Linked DNA regions of Homo sapiens: regions 2 and 3 are each linked to region 1. A link is a contact called in ENCODE Hi-C or POLR2A ChIA-PET data. All regions are on one chromosome and are shown on one strand. Each heading gives the region's core, a stretch centred on a gene start or an enhancer-like site at or near the end of the contact. The rest is flanking DNA. Distances are from core to core; before and after follow the strand shown.

Region 1 (2,700 bases), core at 2-2,501:
TGCCTCCCAGGTTCCAGCTCTTCTCCTGCCTCAGCCTCCCGAGCAGCTGAGACTACAGACGCACGCCACCACGCCCAGCTAATTTTTGTATTTTTATTAGAGACGGCGTTTCACCATGTTGGCCAGGCTGGTCTCGAACTCCTGAACTCGTGATCCACCCTCCTCGGCTTCCCAAAGGGCTAGGATTATAGGCGTGAGCCACGGTGCCCTGCCTACATTTGGTTTTATAGTCCACCTTACACAGTTCTCTATACATTGTAAATGAGCCAAATTTCCTGAATTGAAAAAGAGAGTCACACAAGAGGCTTGCCTCCACGCACAGACATGTAGTTTTAGATGTCTGCACGTGAAGCTATATCAAAATAAGAATAAACTACTGCTACCAAGAAGTGGGAAAAAAATTTAAAAAGGATAAACTGCTCAGAAAACGAAACAGATTAAACAAAAAATTGTATTAGATGAAATTTTTTTTCATCGAATCTTGCTCCAGACTCTTCTTCTGTTGCTTCAGACCCTTCTTCATCTGAAGAGTCTTGCTCTGTCTCCCAGGCTGGAGTGCAGTGGCACGATCTTGGCCCACTGCAACCTCCGCCTCCCGGGTTCAAGCAATTCTCCTGCCTCAGCCTCCTGAGTAGCTGGGATTACAGGCGCGCACCACCACGCCCAGCTAATTTGTGTATTTTTAGTAGGGACGGGGTTTCACCATGTTGGCCAGGCTGGTCTCGATCTCTTGACCTCGTGATCTGCCCGCTTCGGCCTCCCAAAGTGCTGGGATTACAGGCGTGAGCCACGGCGCCCGGCCTTTCACTTGGTTCTCTATGAAAAAATTAAAGAGAAAATCTGATTGACACTGTGGAGGACACTACACTCCAAAAAAAAAAGTACTATATTTTCTAATATTATCAGTGCTTTTTAATATTTTCTAATATTATCAGTGAAGCTTTTGCCGCTTTTTCAAAATCTGGAAGAAACAAGGCGGTTGATTCCTTTAATTTCAGGAGCATGTAACTTCATTTATAATGACAATGTTTTTGAAAAAATAAATTAAACCGACAGTTTCATTTGTAGGATTGACTTTAATAACACGCCTCTACTGAACAAATGGCGATTAACTGGGGAAAACGGAATTATGGTAACCGAGGTAACGGGGTCGGGGACTCTTTCTCCTTCGCTGCATGCTGGGTGGCGGGGAGAGACCGCTCTGAGGAGGTTTGGTCTGTCGGCCACGCCGTAGGCCGCGGTGCATTCTGGGTCCTGGCAATATGGCGTCCTCCTTGATGGGCTGATGAGATGAGTTTCACTGTAGCTCCAAACCAGAGGGCAAAGCTCCCATGACCCAATAAGCCCACATTGTCCCTTTCCTCCGTGGTTCCGTGTCGCCCGTTTCTCAGGACTCGTTCTCAGGCAGGAGAGAGCCTCGGGGCTGAAGGCCAGGACCAGCCAGGCCGCGCGGACCTGAGGTTGAGGAACCGGGTGCAGGCGAGCACGATGGGCCGGTCGTGGCTCTGGTTGCAGCAGCTCAGACGAGTGCGGGACCCGCAGGGCTGAGAGTGGCTGGAGGAGACCCAGGGCCCTTTGAACCCGATCCCTTGGCCGGAGACCTCAGCCCAGTCGGCCCAGTGGGCGAACCGGCACCAAGAGCGGCCTGCCTGTCTTCGGAACTGCTGAGGCGGTGGAGGCCGAGAGCAGGGTCATCGTGAGGCCTGAAGTCTCTTACGCTTTTGGCAGCTCCCCTCGCAGCCCCTCTGGAAACGTACAGCCTCAGGAGCAGCCAGTGGCTTGGGACCTGGGGTGGTGTGTGTCTGCGGAGCTTCTTGGGCTGCCCCATTTCCTAGCGGCCCCCACCTCCCCACTTCCCGCTCAGAGTTAGAGATAAGGATCTCAGACTTTTGCCTGAGTAAGGGTCTCCGCACTCTTTATCCATTTGGTTTTCGATTTCCCGTTTTTGTTTCTTATTTCACCAATTCTGGTACACGCTAGTTTTTAAGGCTGGAGGTTCTCGAGCGCTTGCTGCCAAGGACTCCCCCACCCCCTCCCCCACTGATGGAGTCCGAAATGCTGCAATCGCCTCTTCTGGGCCTGGGGGAGGAAGATGAGGCTGATCTTACAGACTGGAACCTACCTTTGGCTTTTATGAAAAAGAGGCACTGTGAGAAAATTGAAGGCTCCAAATCCTTAGCTCAGAGCTGGAGGATGAAGGATCGGGTAAGTGGATTCTGAAGGCACCCCTTGAACTTGGTAGTTTCCCCAACAAAGAAAGTTTACAGCCCGAAAAGTGTCCTTGGGAAAGCGCCGACATTTCCCCCTAGCCACACGTTGTAAGTCAACTAGAAAGCAAAAGCCATTTCAGACTGCAGTTTTTGGTTGAAAATGGAAAATGCTGTTTTGGTTAGTCATTATTCACTGGGTAGTGTTAATTCAATTCCAACTAAGTTCTAATTCAGATAATAAAAGTTAAGCAAATTTGAAAATAGAGCATTGCGAGTATTTACATGCTCTTTGGCATACTACTTAGTTCTGTAAACACTTAGAGGAAGGACAACGTGCGATATAATCTTTATACCCACATGATTAGTCTACTTTTTAAAATATCCAAGCTGGGTGAAGTGCAGAAGTCTGATATACTATGCTAGGAAATGAGATTACTGGAAAATGTTCAACTAGTAACAAATTAGTGCAAAGTTATTATAAAGTTACACT
Region 2 (2,700 bases), core at 91-2,590, 290 kb after region 1:
ACCATGTTGCAGATTTAGGGAGGCGTAACCACACAGACTTGGTACTGGTCTTGATTGTGGAGGGCCTTTATGCTGAGCCAGAGATGAGGAAGATGTTGGTGCCTGGCTATAAGGGCTTGAGCCAGGTGGATACGGAGGGCATGCAGCCAACACCGCTCTTGAGACACCGGCTGGGTTAGTGTGGAAAAACTCCATTGAATGGTTTGCCTTTCTCCCTGGAGGTAGTTAGGTGTACTAGTTGAAACACCCATTCATTGGGAACCCGTGATCCAGGGGCTTTACAAATGGGCATGTGTGAGCATAGGCAGCATAGGCTGCCGTGGCCCCAGGTGTCAGGGTGCAGGCGGCTCCTGTCTTGGAGGCTTCCATCCCCCGTGGAAGCTCGTGCTGGCCACTGGAGCAACATTCCCGCAGGTGGGAAGGCCGCGAGGAGTGGACGAGGCAGCTCAGGCCTGGGGGACAGACTTGGAGCTCACATGCCCATCGCCCCCCTGTCCTGTGGCAGTGTCTGGTCCAGCCTCATCCAGGGAGGGAGGGAATGTGGCCTCCACCTTGAGTGGCATGTCCCAGCTCCAATGCTGTTCCTTAACAAGGGCAGGGAGGGAGGCACAAAGGAGTGAGGAGTGGTTTCAGACGCTCAGACGGAGAACATTCGGCTCAGAAACAGAATCGTGCTCTCCTCTGTTACTAGATTTTGCCAACTGCAACTGAGGACTGAGCTGCTGTGGAGGTGGGCTCCTCACCATGGGAGCATCACCGGGGGCTCTGCAGGGCTGTCTGCCACGAAAACAATGCCCAGAGCTCTCTCCTCCCCTCATCAATAGACCAAAGTGTGTACATCCCCAGGGAGCACACAGGAAAGATAGCAGAAAAGAGCATTTGGAATAAATAATGTACAATCTAGCTATTATACTCCTTGGGTGGTGATGGAGAGGTTGAATTTTTAGCAAGAGGAAAGAGGGAACAAAGCCTAACAAACATTGAGGTTAAAACATGAAGTCATCTGCATTTACACTTTGCTTCAGGCCGCGGCAGTAATGAATACTCAGAGCCGGCTTTCTGTTTAATGTTTGATGCAAAGTCACCGGGGAGTCATTCTCCTTCACTTTCAATTTCAGGGGTCCTGAAACCCTGCGTTTCTCTGCGGTAATAACCCGTGCTTTCCGTTCCCGGGGCGGGCGCGCTCTGACTGATCAGCGCAGATGGAGGCTGTGCGGACTTGGACTTGGACGGTTTTCCTCCAGCCCACCTCCTGGGCACCCGCCATCTCAGGGCTGTTTCCTGAAAACCCAGCTCTTGCCTGGATGACATGTTTTCCAGGCGAGTGACTCATCAGAACAGCCAACAGCTTAGAAAGTCCCTCTGCCCCCAGCTGCTGGGGGGGAGGAGCCCACGATGCAGATGAGCTGGTCACAGCTAATCACAGCCTCCTCCCCTCAGATCTGCACTCCAGCACTCCAGCCCTGCTTCTCCAGGCAGCTTGATCGCAGGCTGTGGGAAGTGCTAATCCAGACACCTTCCCGGTCCCCTCCCACCTTCTGCTGTCGTGTGCTGCCAAACCTCACAGGGCTGGCTGCTGCCGCCGAAGCCCACCACCATGGCCTCTCGTGTGTACGTAGGACCCACTTTCCCACTTGTCTTTAGCTGGGAATCCCAAATTAGAGCTGCAAGTGTGTGTTGATTTTACCGTAGAAAATGCAGCCAGTTTTAATCAACAGATAAATGTTCATTAGAGAATACCGTTGTTCTGCTGTTTAAAAGGTTGCCGTGCAGGCCGGGTGCAATGGCTCACGCCTGTAATCCCAGCACTTTGGGAGGCCACGGCAGGCAGATCACCTGAGGTCAGGAGTTCGAGACCCGCCTGACCAACATGGTGAAACCCCGTCTCTACTAAAAATACAAAAATTAGCCAGGCGTGTGGCACATTCCTGTAATCCCAGCTACTCAGGAGACCGAGGCAGGAGAATCACTTGAACCCGGGAGGCGGAGGTTGCAGTGAGCCAAGATCGCACCACTGCGCTCCAGCATAGGTGACAGAGTGAGACTCCGTCTCAAAAAACAAAACAAAACAAAAGGTTGCCATGCGATTTTAGAATTTAATGGGTAATCTGGCCCTGTAATTTGGTTAAATAAATAAATAAATAAACCACCCACGGCCCCGAGAGGGCCTCTGGCTTGCTCAGCAGGCGGTGCCAGGGTGCAAGCTCCTCCCAGTACCTCCGTCTTCCCTGCCTTGCTCTGAGTGGGGCTGTCCTTCGGGCCCAGGCCGAGCTGTGGCTTGAGGTTCAGGGCCGCTTCACTGTGTGCTGATAATCGGGTTCCAGCGCTTGTCTTTCAGCGGTTTGTAGGCGTTCTTTTACATCCTTTCTTCTCATTAGTACTTGAACAAAGTTATTTTCCTCCTCTCATGTAGACAGCTCTGCCTCGAGTCCACAGCCCTGGGTAGCCGGACGGCCCCGAGCAGCCTCCGTGCATCGTCTGGGCGCCGAGCCACAGCCCTTCCTCCTGGGCTTTGTGTCATCCCCGCAGCCTCCTGAGCCTCTGTGCATCAGTGAAACCAGAACCATCTGGGGCTGCTTTTCTGGTCTGAAATGTGGAGCTGGGTCAGTCCCCGCCTCCCACCCCGGGGCTGGATCCAAGTGGGCCCCCAGCCTTTTAGGAGCACATGTCCCACTGCAGCAACATGGGTCACGTGTCCGA
Region 3 (2,700 bases), core at 201-2,700, 440 kb before region 1:
ACAAGCTGGTGGGCTGAGCAGAGGTGGGAAAGTTAAGGCAGCTCCAGCCAGCCTGGCCCGGGAGGCTGGTCCCCCCAGCACTTCCCTCTACTAGGTGCATCTGAAAACCCACAAACCACCTTCTTTACCAGTTTTCCCATCCCCACCCCTTAGAACTCTCAGGTCCCTTTTCCTGCCCCCATGTCCCCATTTGAGTTAAATTCAGATCCACAGCTTGCAGGAGAAAGTCAGTGGCCCCAGACACACGTAACAGGGTGAGCACTGAAATAAGAGCACGCTGGGGCGTCCACACCAAGGGACTACGCCCCAGTCTGCCCACCTATCTTTTCTCCATCATTAACCCAGCGCTCTTTCTCCCTGGACTTCCAAGTACCAATGACCTTGGGGCTTCTTTGCAGTTTAAAGGGAAAATGCTCTACAAAATAATTTCACTTTCAAACATTTCAGCAGAAGAATAAAATCTTTTTTCTGAATATCTAGTAAGCCTTTCTGAGTCAGCCTTACTTATTTTAAAACATTGTAGAAATACAGAAACCACAACAGAGGTGGAAGGGAGGCTTTTGTTTTTTTTTTTTTGAGACGGAGTCTCGCTCTGTCGCCCAGGCTGGAGTGCAGTGGCGCGGTCTCGGCTCGCTGCAAGCTGGAAAGGGGGCTTTTAATGCCCCTATGCCCCTACCCAGGAACAACACCTCTGTGTTTTGGTGTGGCTCCTTTTGTATTTTTCTGCACATACATTTTATTAGGCAAGTTAAGGTTATACTGTGTGTTTTTTGTATCTCACATGTAAAAATGTGCTCCTCTTAATGTAAGCATTTTCTCATTTTATGAAAAAATTCCCCCTGTGTCAGTTTAATGTTTTCTCAATTGTCAGTTTTATGGGTTATCACAATGTTTTGATTATTCCTTTCTGGAATAACTGTGAGTTATGGAGCACACTTAAGGACTTTCCAAATGTTGGCTGTTTCTAACTTGGCGCTGAGCGCCTTTGGCCGCCTTTCCGATGATGCCCTCGGGACGCGTTGGCAGGAGGAATCCCTGGGCGCAAGGCGCGGCTGGGCCAGCCCCTTACAAAGCCCTACGAGCTGCGGGGACCCAGGCCGGGGCAGCGGGGGCCACGCCCCATCTCCGACCCCACGGGGACCGGGCCGGGACTGCGCCAGCGGGGGCCTCGCCCCGTCTCTGACCCCAGAGGAACCGGCAGCGGGCAGCACGCGTGGGCCTCTCCCCGCGGGACGCCGGACGCGCAGCCAGACGCGCTCCCCAGGCCCCCTCCGAGAGCGAGGACGCGCCCAGGCCCGCTCTGCCGGAGCCGCCACTGGGGGGCGTAGCGCGGACGCGCACCCTTGCCTCGGGCGCCTGCGCGGGAGGCCGCGTCACGTGACCCACCGCGGCCCCGCCCCGCGACGAGCTCCCGCCGGTCACGTGACCCGCCTCTGCGCGCCCCCGGGCACGACCCCGGAGTCTCCGCGGGCGGCCAGGGCGCGCGTGCGCGGAGGTGAGCCGGGCCGGGGCTGCGGGGCTTCCCTGAGCGCGGGCCGGGTCGGTGGGGCGGTCGGCTGCCCGCGCGGCCTCTCAGTTGGGAAAGCTGAGGTTGTCGCCGGGGCCGCGGGTGGAGGTCGGGGATGAGGCAGCAGGTAGGACAGTGACCTCGGTGACGCGAAGGACCCCGGCCACCTCTAGGTTCTCCTCGTCCGCCCGTTGTTCAGCGAGGGAGGCTCTGCGCGTGCCGCAGCTGACGGGGAAACTGAGGCACGGAGCGGGTGAGACACCTGACGTCTGCCCCGCGCTGCCGGCGGTAACATCCCAGAAGCGGGTTTGAACGTGCCTAGCCGTGCCCCCAGCCTCTTCCCCTGAGCGGAGCTTGAGCCCCAGACCTCTAGTCCTCCCGGTCTTTATCTGAGTTCAGCTTAGAGATGAACGGGGAGCCGCCCTCCTGTGCTGGGCTTGGGGCTGGAGGCTGCATCTTCCCGTTTCTAGGGTTTCCTTTCCCCTTTTGATCGACGCAGTGCTCAGTCCTGGCCGGGACCCGAGCCACCTCTCCTGCTCCTGCAGGACGCACATGGCTGGGTCTGAATCCCTGGGGTGAGGAGCACCGTGGCCTGAGAGGGGGCCCCTGGGCCAGCTCTGAAATCTGAATGTCTCAATCACAAAGACCCCCTTAGGCCAGGCCAGGGGTGACTGTCTCTGGTCTTTGTCCCTGGTTGCTGGCACATAGCACCCGAAACCCTTGGAAACCGAGTGATGAGAGAGCCTTTTGCTCATGAGGTGACTGATGACCGGGGACACCAGGTGGCTTCAGGATGGAAGCAGATGGCCAGAAAGACCAAGGCCTGATGACGGGTTGGGATGGAAAAGGGGTGAGGGGCTGGAGATTGAGTGAATCACCAGTGGCTTAGTCAACCATGCCTGCACAATGGAACCCCGTAAGAAACCACAGGGATCAGAGGGCTTCCCGCCGGGTTGTGGAACACACCAAGGCACTGGAGGGTGGTGCGAGCAGAGAGCACAGCATCACTGCCCCCACCTCACACCAGGCCCTACGCATCTCTTCCATACGGCTGTCTGAGTTTTATCCTTTGTAATAAACCAGCAACTGTAAGAAACGCACTTTCCTGAGTTCTGTGACCCTGAAGAGGGAGTCCTGGGAACCTCTGAATTTATAACTAGTTGATCGAAAGTACAAGTGACAACCTGGGATTT

The links. A loop is a pair of places that touch in the nucleus more often than their neighbours do. ChIA-PET counts read pairs that join two places held with the same protein, here RNA polymerase II (POLR2A). Pooled maps may share reads with other maps.
Region 2: a map of endothelial cell of umbilical vein shows a loop between it and region 1 (1.9-fold over the local background). The contact joins the enhancer-like site here to the promoter of RPTOR in region 1. A Hi-C loop is called at or near these places in 1 of 168 maps with a recorded cell type or tissue (endothelial cell of umbilical vein) and 9 of 50 pooled maps. POLR2A ChIA-PET finds 5 or more read pairs at or near these places in 3 of 52 experiments (GM12878, OCI-LY7 and WTC11).
Region 3: a loop to region 1 is called in a map of CD8-positive, alpha-beta T cell, with 3 times the contacts of the local background. The contact joins the promoter of GAA here to the promoter of RPTOR in region 1. A Hi-C loop is called at or near these places in 2 of 168 maps with a recorded cell type or tissue (CD4-positive, alpha-beta T cell and CD8-positive, alpha-beta T cell) and 6 of 50 pooled maps. POLR2A ChIA-PET finds 5 or more read pairs at or near these places in 1 of 52 experiments (naive thymus-derived CD8-positive, alpha-beta T cell).

The regions. Positions count from the first base shown.
Region 1 is chr17:80,543,587-80,546,286 of GRCh38, forward strand. It overlaps RPTOR (regulatory associated protein of MTOR complex 1), which reads left to right and starts at 1,252. Exons shown (of 34, transcript NM_020761.3): 1 at 1,252-2,205. The coding sequence starts at 2,044. RefSeq lists enhancers at 946-1,772, 1,106-1,465, 1,746-1,845, 1,773-2,599.
Region 2 is chr17:80,831,936-80,834,635 of GRCh38, forward strand. The region is part of intron 9 of RPTOR (regulatory associated protein of MTOR complex 1); the gene reads left to right. Among named protein-coding and RNA genes, the nearest start is that of CHMP6, 160 kb to the right of the region's middle. RefSeq lists enhancers at 1-683, 1,150-1,459, 2,229-2,700 and a silencer at 1,288-1,504. Within about 2 kb of position 1,341, at least 41 of the 41 ENCODE cell types and tissues checked have a DNase peak (open chromatin) inside an H3K27ac peak, as active enhancers do; they include GM12878, OCI-LY7 and endothelial cell of umbilical vein, where a contact is called at or near this core.
Region 3 is chr17:80,100,131-80,102,830 of GRCh38, forward strand. It overlaps GAA (alpha glucosidase), which reads left to right and starts at 1,451. Exons shown (of 20, transcript NM_000152.5): 1 at 1,451-1,760. CCDC40 (coiled-coil domain 40 molecular ruler complex subunit) reads left to right here. Exons shown (of 20, transcript NM_017950.4): 20 at 1-483. RefSeq lists a silencer at 998-1,617 and an enhancer at 1,948-2,057.